2 separate regions of the Homo sapiens genome follow, and region 1 is linked to region 2. A link is an interaction called in ENCODE POLR2A ChIA-PET data of the cell type or tissue named here. Cell type or tissue: HepG2. All regions are shown on one strand. Links, peaks and the distances in the headings refer to the core of each region. The heading gives the core; the rest is flanking DNA.

Region 1 (5,368 bases), core at 146-5,145, 53 kb after region 2:
GAATAACAGTGAACAAGATCAGCAAGTTTCCTGCTGTCTCAGTTCATTTGTGCTTCTATAACAAAATACCTGGGACTGGGTAATTTAGAAACAATAGAAATTTAATTTCTTTTTTTCTTTTTTGGAGATGGAGGTCTCACTATTTTGCTCGAACTGGTCTGAAACTCCTTGGCTCCTCTTGCCTTGGCCTCGTGAGTAGTTGGGATTACAGGTGTGTGCCACTGTGCCCAGCTCTAGAAATTTAATTCTTCACAGTTCTGGAGACTCTGAGGTCCAAGATCAAGGCGCTGGCAGGTTCTGTGTCTGGTAAAGGCCTGTTCCTTGTAGATGGTGCCACCTACGTGTCCTCACATGGTGGAAGGAACAGAAAGGGCATGAACACTGCTTTTACATGACAGAAGAACAGAAGGGCAAAAAAAATGGCCTATGCTAGTTTCCTCCAGCCCTTTTATAAGGCACTAGTTCACTGATGAGGGCAGAGCCCTCCTGACTTCACAAAAGGCCACACTTCTTATTTATTTATATTTTTGGTTGTGGATATCTTCTGCACCCATTTCTTCATACCACCACAATGGAGATTAAGTTTCAACATAAATTTTGGAGAGGATACCATAGCACCTGCCTTCAGGAAGCTTGCCGTCTCAAGAGAGTGGCTTGATGCTATTGTTACTTTTGCCAAGCACTGTGAAGGAAACGAATAGGATGCTGTGAAGGAGAGTTCCCTCGTTTCTCAAAGGCTTAGTCAGAAAAACCTCTAAGAAGAGATTTTGAGCTGGGACCTGAATGACTAGAAGGGACACAACCTTGAGAACAGCAGCCGGGAGAGAGTTTCAGACAGAGGGATCCTCACGTGCAGATGCCTTGGGGTAGAATGAAGCCTTGATGAGTTCACAGGTTAACTAGACCACAGGTGAGGGCAGCCAAGATGAGGCTGGCGGGCCAGGTTAGGCAGGGCCCCGGTAAGGGATGAGAACCTTATTCCAAGAGCAGTGGGAAACTGAATGGGAATCCCTACGGCTGCTGTATGTAGAGGTGGGAGAGGTGCTGGGAGTGGAATTTGGGGCAGGGACAGGCAGGGGTCAGTGCCACTGAATCCTTGGCAGTGATAGCAGGGGAACATGTGAGCGCCTTGAGTGAACGGCCTGGGTATCTTTTGGAGGCATCTGGGTTAAGAGGAAGGAAGAGAATGAGGCCTCAGTCCAGCCTGGGCTTAGCATACCAGGCCCCAGCTGGGGGCAGGTTCACATTATTAGCACCTGCAAAGGGCTTTATAGACGTTCTTGTCCTTAGGGTTCACATCACCCTGCAGGCTGGCGTCTGGTAGTCCATTTCACAGAGGAAGAAGCAGGCACAGAGAGGCCAGGCAACTTAGCTAGCAGGTGGCCTGCTTTGCTCATGCCATTGTGCCTTCCATGGGCCCTGCTGCACATGGAGTAGAAAGACACCAGGAGCAGTGATAGGTCCCTGCCTCTTGGGAACGTATAAGCAACACAGGAGGGCACAGACAAGCTCAATGCAAGGGCCGCATCCTAGGAGGCAAAGTGTGAACTCAAGCCCAGAGAAGTACAGATGAGTGAAAGGGTGTAGCCAGTCTGTGATCAGGGAAGGCCCTGGAAATGGCCTCTGAGCCAGGCCTTGAAGGCTGGGGAAGGTCAGACATAGGAAGGGAGGAACTTGGGATTCAAAGCCTGGTAGGTTGGAAAGGCCAGGACAGATCCCAGGACTAGTGAGTGGCCGTCTTAGCTGGCGCACACAGGGAAGTGAGGGGAACTGGGGCTGGCACAGCAGGAGGGCTCCTGGGGTGGCTCTACACAGAGCTGGTCACACAGTCCAGGAGAGACCTGCCAGATGGGGAAACAATGTGGGCAAGGTTTTCACGTGCTGAATGAGTGTCATGAGTGAGTAACAGCAGAGATAAGTCTCTTCCTCTTTAGACTCTGAACTTTGTCCAGGTTCATGAGGTGGCTACGGAGGAGGGTCCTGCATGCCACAAGCCCATTTGCCCCACCTCAGGGCCTTAGCACATGCTGTTCCCCCATCCCCTCTAAGGCACACCCCCACTGTTTTCCCCAGCCTAGGCCTCTATTTTGCTATGTTTGCTTATTTTTGCTATCCACCAGGAGAGTGACTTTGTGTCATTCACTGCTGTATCTCCAGTACACACACCAGGCACTTACTAGGCTTTTGGGAAATATTTGTTGACTGAATGACTGAATCAGACCAAAGTCCCCCTGTTTAGGGATGGCCAGACTCATTCCAGCAAGAGGAAGTCAGCTGCCCAGCCCACAGCCAGCCAGCAGTGGCACAGTTGAGACTGGAACGCTAGGTCAGGCCCTTTCTGCTCCACCTCACAGCCTGGCAAAGACAGACCGAGAGGTCGCCCAGGGTTGGTGGGGGATGGAGCTCACAAGAATATTACATATGCTTCATAGCTTACGTGACAGTTCCCTTCTCCTGGCCATGGTCTCACACCCTGGTGGTCCTGGGGTCTTTGGAGTCAAGCAAACCTCCAGGGGCCTCATGAACTCAGATACATTATCTGCTGAGTGCCTCCCATGTGCCAGCCCTGGAATGAAAGCAGGAAACAAAACAGCCCCTGCTGGCCAGGCGGAATGGCTCACGCCTGTAATCCCAGCACTTTGGGAGGCTGAGGTGGATCACCTGAGGTCAGGAGTTCGAGACCAGCCATGGAACCATGGACAACATGGTGAAACCCCATCTCTACTAAAATTACAATAATTAGCTGGGCATGGTGGCGCACGCCTGTGGACTACAGGCTGCTTGGGTGGCTGAGGCAGGAGAATTACTTGCCACCCGGGAATCGCAGGTTGCAGTGAGCCGAGATCATGCCACTGCACTCCAGCCTGTGCGACAGAGCAAGACCCTGTTGAAAAAAAAGAAAAAGACTCTGTCCCTCCTCCTCAGAGCTCCCACCAAAAGAAGGGCTTTGAGTAGGCATGGTGGGAAGTGAATGCACATGTGGGTCACTGGGCCTGAGAGGGGCAATACTGGAGAAGTGACATCCAAGGGCAGGAGTTAGCTCAGGCACCTGGGAAGCCAGGTATGTCCAGGCAGAGGAACCAGGTGTGCAAAGACCTCCAGGGTGTGAGGGATTATGACAAGCAAAGGCAAGGGTGCAGAGGGTGCTAGGGCAGCAGCCATGGAGGTATTGTCTTAAGGAATGTGGGACCCAGCTCACTGGAGGATTTTCAGTTGGGCTGACCTGCTCTGGCCGGTGTTTTGGGGAGATCACTGCTATTATAGGAGCCTGGATTTGAGGGGATTCCTGAAGGATTGTGGGAAGGTCCCTGAGCAGCCCCTGCAGGGTCTAGGCAGGAGGCAGTGACACTGGCTCCCATGAGGGTGGGAGTGGTGGGCTCTGCGCTGAGGGTCTGTGACCTCCCTCTGTTTCTGCACAGGGGACTTTGTGCAACTGCCTGTGCCCGTCATCCAGCAGCTCTACCACTGGGACTGTGGCCTGGCCTGCTCCAGGATGGTGCTGCGGTGAGTGGGGCCAGGGCTGGGGGCCCAGGTGCTTCCCATCTACATCTTCTGCTCTGGCTTGGGAGAGACCTGGGTGGGATCCATGGTCCATGTAGCTATCTTTGGTTGGGGCTTGCAGGAGGCCAAGCTTCTACCTGGTCCTAGTCCCATCTGCAAAAGTGAGCAAGGGGTGGACCAGGCCTTCCAGCTCTCCATGATAGTAATGTCTGGGGGCTTGGGGTGGCCAGGAAGTCCCAGGTGCCCAGGCCTGTCCTACAAGGCAGTTCTGTGACTGGGATAGGAGGCCCTCCACTCCCCAGTTTCTGGCTCCTGGGAGAATGGGGTGCTGACCGTTAAGCTGAGGCTGTGTGAATATCACAGAAACCTGGACAGTGAGAGCCAAGAGGGACTGTAGCCGTCACCTTGTACAAGAGTTTTTCATTTGGCTTCCTGGAACCACAGGGCAGCTGCATCTTCATCTGTTTTACATCCTGGGAATCTCAGCAAGAGAAAATTCAACAAAAGCGTTCTTTGCCTAAAACTTTGAAAACCACTGATGTGATCAGGGACCTTATTTTAGAGATGAAGCTAAAGAGGCCAGAGAAGACAATGACTTGCTCAAGGTCACAGCCCACAAGACACAATAGATTTGAGAAGCAGAGTCCAGGCCTGCAACTCTGGAGCCAGGACGGTGCCCCAAGCAGCCTGGGCAGTGTGTGGGCAGGACCTAGGGTCTCATGATGAAGGAGGGAGACTTCTGGGGAATGGGACCTGTGACGGGGCTCTTGGGCCAGTGGGTGGAGGGTGACTCAGACCAGTTGACCCTCAAGACCAAGCTGAGCTCCCCAGCTCGTCTACCTGCAGGTACCTGGGCCAGCTGGACGACAGTGAGTTTGAGAGAGCCCTGCAGAAGCTGCAGCTGACCAGGAGCATCTGGACCATCGACCTGGCCTACCTGATGCACCACTTTGGCGTGAGGCACCGCTTCTGTACCCAGACCCTGGGTGTCGACAAGGGCTACAAGAACCAGGTGAGCGACCAGCCACCAGGCCTTCCCATGTGGGGCCACACAGAGGTATAAGGCCACCTGGTTCCAGTAGTTGGAAGAGGGAACAGTCAAGGGCTAGACACCCAGGTAGATACCCAGGTGTGCAGAGACCAGGGAGCAGCAGCAGAGAGGCTATAGGCAGGATTTGGGAGCCAGTCAGAGCAGGTGCCCTTGCAGTCGGGCCTGCCCAGAGGATCTGAGTACTGAGTCCTGGCTCCTGTCCACCTGCCTTCTACAGCCCTCAGAATGTGCAGAGGCCACTTCCTACGTTCTTTCCTACTGTCCTCAGCACAAGGCAGGCCCAGGGCCTCTGAGAACATCACTGACCTCATCCGGCCATCATTTGCACATTTTTTTACTTTTCACCAGGAGAGCCAGCTTTTAAGCTATATAATTGGTAGTCTAGAAGAAAACCAAAATACCATCTTTTCTTTTTTTTGCCTTTTGAAAAATAATGCCAACATAGCCATGCCAGCAAAGTGTGTTCCGTGGACGACACCTAGCTAAGCCAAGCTGTAGCTGAGCTGTCCCAGGTGGTTCAGCCTCATCCCCCTTGCTTATTCGCTACGGGCTCCTGCTCATGCCTGCCAGAGTGTACAAGCCCAAGGGTGATCGATCCTCCCCAGAGAGCTGACCTGAGCCCAGCTGCCCACCCCTCTCTCAAGCATCATCCTCATGCCTCTGTGTGGTCCTGCTTCCCTGCTCCTGCTTAGGACAGACAGCTTTCTGATCTGGCTTGCTGCATGTACCGTCTGCCCTGGCAGGTGGGGCTCCTCTGCCCTCCTGCTGTCTCTGCCTCTGTAACACGCTCTTTATTTCCTTCATCTAAATGGAGTG
Region 2 (5,368 bases), core at 224-5,223:
ATTATATAATATATAATACATATTATATAATATATAATACATATTATATAATATATAATATAATACATATTATATAATATATAATATAATACATATTATATATTATATAATATATTACATATTATATAATATATAATATAATACATATTATATATTATATAATATATTACATATTATATAATATATAATATAATACATATTATATAATATACTTTATATATTATATATTACATATAATATATAATATATTACATATTTTATATATATATATGACATACAGGATTCACAGCAGCAGGTGGGCAGAAAGAAAGTCTGAGTGGGCAAAGGATGGCCCAGATCCCTGCAGCTGACCCCAAAAGGAAAACCCTGGGCTGGGGAAAGTAGGGAGACAGAGCTGCCTTCAATGGGGCACAGCTGAAGCCTGGCAGCAGCTGAGGATTCCAGAGAGGGGAGACAGGAGGGGAGGCACTTTATCAAAGGACATGTTAATAGAGGTAGGGCCTACAGAATGAAGGAGGCTTTTCCTCACATGCTGAGTGTGTCACATTCTGTCCCAGTCAGCCCTCTACCCCCTGAATGCAGAGAGGGCACCTAGGGGGAAGTGGGTCTGGGGAAGCCATGTCACCTGAGGAAGGACTGCAGGGGCTGGCCTAGAAGTCTTCTCCAGACCCCACAGCTCTTGTCCTGGGCACATAAGGTAGTGAGTTCCCTGTCCCGAGAAATGTGCAAGCCTCACTCACCCAGAGACACAGACTCTGGTGTCAGTATCACCCACTTCCAACACACGTGCAAGCACGTGCGCACACACACAACTGAGCCTCATTTAGGCTGAGCAGAGCAGCTTCCCAGGATGCAGCAGAGAGAGGAGTATGAGGAAGAGGTAGACACGGCAGCCAGTCTGAAGTTTCCTGGTTAATCCTTCAACCCAGCTTGATGGCTTTGTCACCACAACCCCAGAGCCACAAGGGTGAAACCAGAGCACAGCCCCAACCCCATTCACAGGCAGGAAACTGAAGCTTAGACAAAAGGGATTTTACGAGGTCAGCTGGCCCCAGGAAGTCTGCAGACCTGCGGGTAAGCCCAGGACCCACCCACCCCTTACCCTGCCAGCCCCCAGCCTGGAGTCGCTATCCCTCGATATGAGAATGCACAGATCTCTGGCGTCTTCCCCAGGACTGCCTACAGCCCTGGACTGGATGCTTACTACCCAGACGTGGAGTTGGAATCTGTCTCTCACAGTTTCCACCCTTGCGGCACAGAGCCGAGAATCAGAAAAAACACCCCTTCAGTAAGATTTAATAACCACTACCTGCTGGAAACCTGTCGAAAGAACTATATATATCCCTATATATATAGCTGAGAGGTGGCAGGCGCCCCCTGGAGTTGGGCAATGACCCCTCGCACAACCGGCCCTGCCCCACCCCAATCCACAGCCACAAACAGAACCCAGGAGCGAGGCAAGCATGGCCCAAGGACACAGGGTCCCCCAACCCCATCACAGCTCTGGCTCTACTCCAGAGCTGACCCCCCGCCCCCACTCAGGGCTGCCAGATCCTCCAGGGCCTGTCTGTTCATGCTGCACTCTTTCCTCTTAATTCCAAGAAGCCACGGCTCTCTCAAGAGCTTCTTCGCACAAGTCAGGTGACTCCCCCCAGCCCTCCTTCACCCACTCGCATACCTCACTCAAACTCACATAAACTCATCAGCCAAGAAACAGAGGCCCCCAGCCCAGACCCAGTCGGATAAAGAACCCAGGGCTCTGCCCACCTGTGGGATCCTTCTGCAGGATGCGCCCACACAAGTCTTGCCCCCTTCACCCCGAAGTGCAACTCACTCCCACTGCACGGGTACATAAACCGAGGCTTGGAGAGGAAGAGGAACTCCTCTAGAGCGCAGCAAGCATATGGCAGAGCTGAGAATGGGACTCAGGCCTCCAGACACTCATGGGAGTGCCCTGACCTGAGCTTCCCCACCTATGATGTCCACCAGCTCAGAGAGGGTGAGCGGCGCCTCTGGGTCACACAGCACTGGGGCACAGCCAACTGCTCTCACTTCTGGGCTCACCCGACGCCCGGTCTGGTCATCCAGCAGCACACCAAAACCAAGCTAAGATTCCCTGCTGTGACCCAGCTCCTCCTTCCCTCCCCTAGTGGCCTGGGGGCGGGGCGGGGGGAGGGGAGGCTTTAAAGGCACAGGAACTGCTGCAGGTGGGATGTGGGCTGGCTCCTGGTCCCATCCCTGAGGCTGTGATCTGGGACCGCTGCAGGCTGCAGGTGTCTCTGAGCCCGGTGGGGTCTCAAACCCTGAATGAGAGACCTGAACTCTGAAAGCCTCGGTGGGGCTGAATGAGGCTGGGTTTCAGCGGGAGGCAGATTAGACCAAAGGTTCCCTGGGAGATGGGGCCACAGAGCTGGGCTGCAGCCAGATGCCCACGCCAGGAGGGGCTGGAGATGTAAGCATCTGAGGCCCCACAAGGTCTGAGGAGCCTAGTTCACCTCTACAACCCCAGGGCAGGGGATGCCTCTCCTAACAGGCCCTCTCCCCAGCTTGCAGGACTACAGGTGGGGCTCTAGGAGCTGTCACTCCAAGGACCCTGGTCACCTGGACTGAAGGGAGTCACATAATCCAGGAGGGTCCTTCCTTGACCCCCAATTTCAGGGGTCTGAGCAAACAGGCTGACCGAGGACCCCAGGCAACGGAAGCAGGGGGATGAGGCCCATCTGTCCATCTCATGCCCTCACCTGCTCTGCCCCATTCAATGAGATGGGGTGGGTGCCCCCACAGCGCTGGCAGGCCGAAGCCTCTAAGCCCTCAGATCGAGGTCCACACATGGTCTGCAGCCTGCCAGTATTGTCACTCTTAGCAAGGCTCACGCTTACGTTCCTTCTTTCATTCCATCATTCATTCTCCCATCAAATCCTGGCCCCTCCAGATTCTTCTCTCAAGGAGCCCTGACCTGGCTGGGCATGAGAGTATGGTCACCCCAGGGGGAAGAGCCCTAGGGAAGGGGCAGACACCAGAATAGGGGCCTTGGGAATCCAGCCCGAGCTGGGATTGGATTTGGGGAGGACCTGCCAGGCGGAAGGAACCACCTGAGCCTGAAGGCCAGGAAATGGAGCCTTTTCCAGGAAGTGAGGGCTGCAGGGGACCTCTTGACCACCCTAGGCCCGTCCTGAGCCCCGAGGTGTCAAAGCTGGAAAAGGAGGTGGCCGAGCTAAGACGTTCAAGGCCAGGCCAGTGTGGACTTTGAGAGCCCTGGGAGGCTGGTGAATGTGTCACCGGGCCCAGTAACCCATTAACCCTGGCTCACTCATTAAGACCCTGGTGGGTGTCCATTAGCTCCTTGGCCAGTTACAGGAGCTGGGCAGAGGGTAGGGGTCATGGGAAGAAGGGAGTGCTGATTGGGGTGCTAGGTAGAGGCTGGCTGAGCTGGCTCTTTTGTGTCCTTGTTCCTTGAGGAGGGTTCCAGGGCCAAGCTGGCCTCCAGCCAGGGGCAGCTGCCAACACAGCCCGGGGCGGGTGCCGCCCCACCATCCTAGTGACTTTCATCTCCTTATCACCCTTGTGTGCTGGCACCAGCAGCCCACAGTGCCTCAGGGGCCTTGGCCAGACAGGAGGCTCAAAGGGCCAGTCCAGTGCCTGGCTCAGCATCCAGCCACACAGTCCCTCTGAGAAATGGGCCCACTGTGGCCTCCAAAGCCCAGTCTGTTTCAACGGGCTGGGATCTGCCCCACCTCTGTATCTGGGAAAACAAGGCCCTGGTGGGGCAAGAAGGGAGCTCCTGGCATAGGAACCTGCAGCCTGAGAGGGGAAGGGACCTGCCCAAAGCCACTCGGCAAGAGAGTGACCCATGACACCAGGAAGGCTGTGCAAACCACTTCCTGCAACTGGCATCTCATTGCAGCCCCACCCCCACTGACAGGTCCAAGAAGCTGACAACACTGAATACCAGCAATCACCCAGAAAGCCTCATGCCCTGAGTGGGCCATGGTGAGGGCCATGGCGGGGTGGGGTTGGGGGGCGCATGGGGGCATGACATCCCGAACTGCCATCATGAGGCTCACAATGATCGAACAATGCGGATCGGTCCAGATGCAAGCGGTGCCTGGCCCATACTCCAGAACCGCTGGAACAACATCTCAGGGACCCCTGGGAGCCAGAAACCCAATATTATCCAGGACATTTTGTGTCTCCTGGTGTCCTGCACCAAGGAGACACTTGGTAAACTGGCTAAATAGAACTGACTTCAAATCCAAACATCATAGCATTGGATTCAATATTAGGATCACAGAATCTCAAGTGTTTGCTCTCTGATCTTCCAGCATCCCAGAAAGGTTGGCTTACATACCTTCCCCAATGGGGAGCTCACTACCTCCAAAGATAGTGGGACTCTGGTTGGCTGGCAAGTTCTTACCAACATTAAGCGCCAATTTGCCTCTTTGTAACACCTGCTGCAGGTGGGCCTGGCCTCAGATCCTGCCCACTGTCTAAGGTCACAGAGCAGAGAAGCAGGGGCCACTCCAGATCCTGTACCTGGCCACAGCCTCTCTGAGCCACAAAGACCACACTGAAGGAATGGGAGGAAGACTTCAGCTCAATGGAAGTGCTGGTGCTACTCAGCTGTGATGGAGGGAGGTCAGCACAGGCCAGCTGTGGGCATGGGCAGAACTCCTGTGCCCCCAGAGCCTGGCCAACACCCCCAGTGCCATTTGTAGCATTTGTTATTCCAGCACCCACCTGTGATGTCAGGACACAGACTGAAGCATGGCCAAGTGCGTGGGCCCTTCAGAATTGTCAGCTTGTGAATGCCTGGGAGCACCCAGCAGCAGGGCTGGCCTGGCACTTGATGGAACAAGTCCAGCTCCAAAACTCAGAGGCAGGATGGCAGAGGCATGGGCCCTAGAGTCCCTGGGTTTAAACTCAACCCCAGCCACTGATAGTGTGGGTATCACAGCAGCCTTTCCCTTCCTAGCCTCAGTCTCCTACCTAGAGAGCAGGGATAACTAGAACAGTTGCTGGGTGGATTCCTTGAGATGACAATGCACAGACAATGCACCTCCTACTTTCAAGGCCTCACAGGGTCTGGCTAGGCTCCAACACCAGGCCTGTAGGAGCTTCTCCCCTTTCCTGATGAGCAGCTCAGAGCAGGGGCCCAAAGGGCCCCCCTCCTGGCCGCCCTGTCCTCCCTGCCCAAGGCACCCTCCACAGGTAGTATTTATCACATCACCTGGTAATTATCTGCAGTGTCTGAAAGCTCCAAGGAGGGGATGGGGGTGGAGGAAGACTGTCCATGCCCCAGTCCCGACACCATGCCACAGCCTGATCTCCAGGAAAGCCAACCCGCTCCTGTCTCAAGGCCTCCCTGGTG

What was found. ChIA-PET counts read pairs that join two places held together with the same protein. Peaks named below come from ENCODE experiments on the same cell type or tissue, not always from the same donor. Only the 100,000 strongest peaks of a DNase experiment are listed, where the experiment ranks them.
Region 1: POLR2A ChIA-PET joins it to region 2 with 12 read pairs; 12 of 35 experiments call an interaction of 5 or more read pairs at or near these places.

The regions. Positions count from the first base shown.
Region 1 is chr22:24,547,053-24,552,420 of GRCh38, reverse strand. It overlaps GUCD1 (guanylyl cyclase domain containing 1), which reads left to right. Exons shown (of 6, transcript NM_001284254.2): 2 at 3,420-3,504; 3 at 4,348-4,513. Among named protein-coding and RNA genes, the nearest start is that of GUCD1, 5.4 kb to the left of the region's middle. In HepG2, for the core only: no CTCF peak of the experiment used is centred there; a DNase peak (open chromatin) is centred at 2,190.
Region 2 is chr22:24,599,927-24,605,294 of GRCh38, reverse strand. It overlaps GGT1 (gamma-glutamyltransferase 1), which reads right to left and starts at 2,102. Exons shown (of 16, transcript NM_001288833.2): 1 at 1,768-2,102. RefSeq lists enhancers at 792-881, 289-1,253, 1,254-2,219. In HepG2, for the core only: a CTCF peak has its summit at 1,378 (motif pointing left); DNase peaks (open chromatin) are centred at 1,133 and 3,294; H3K4me3 peaks cover 968 bases.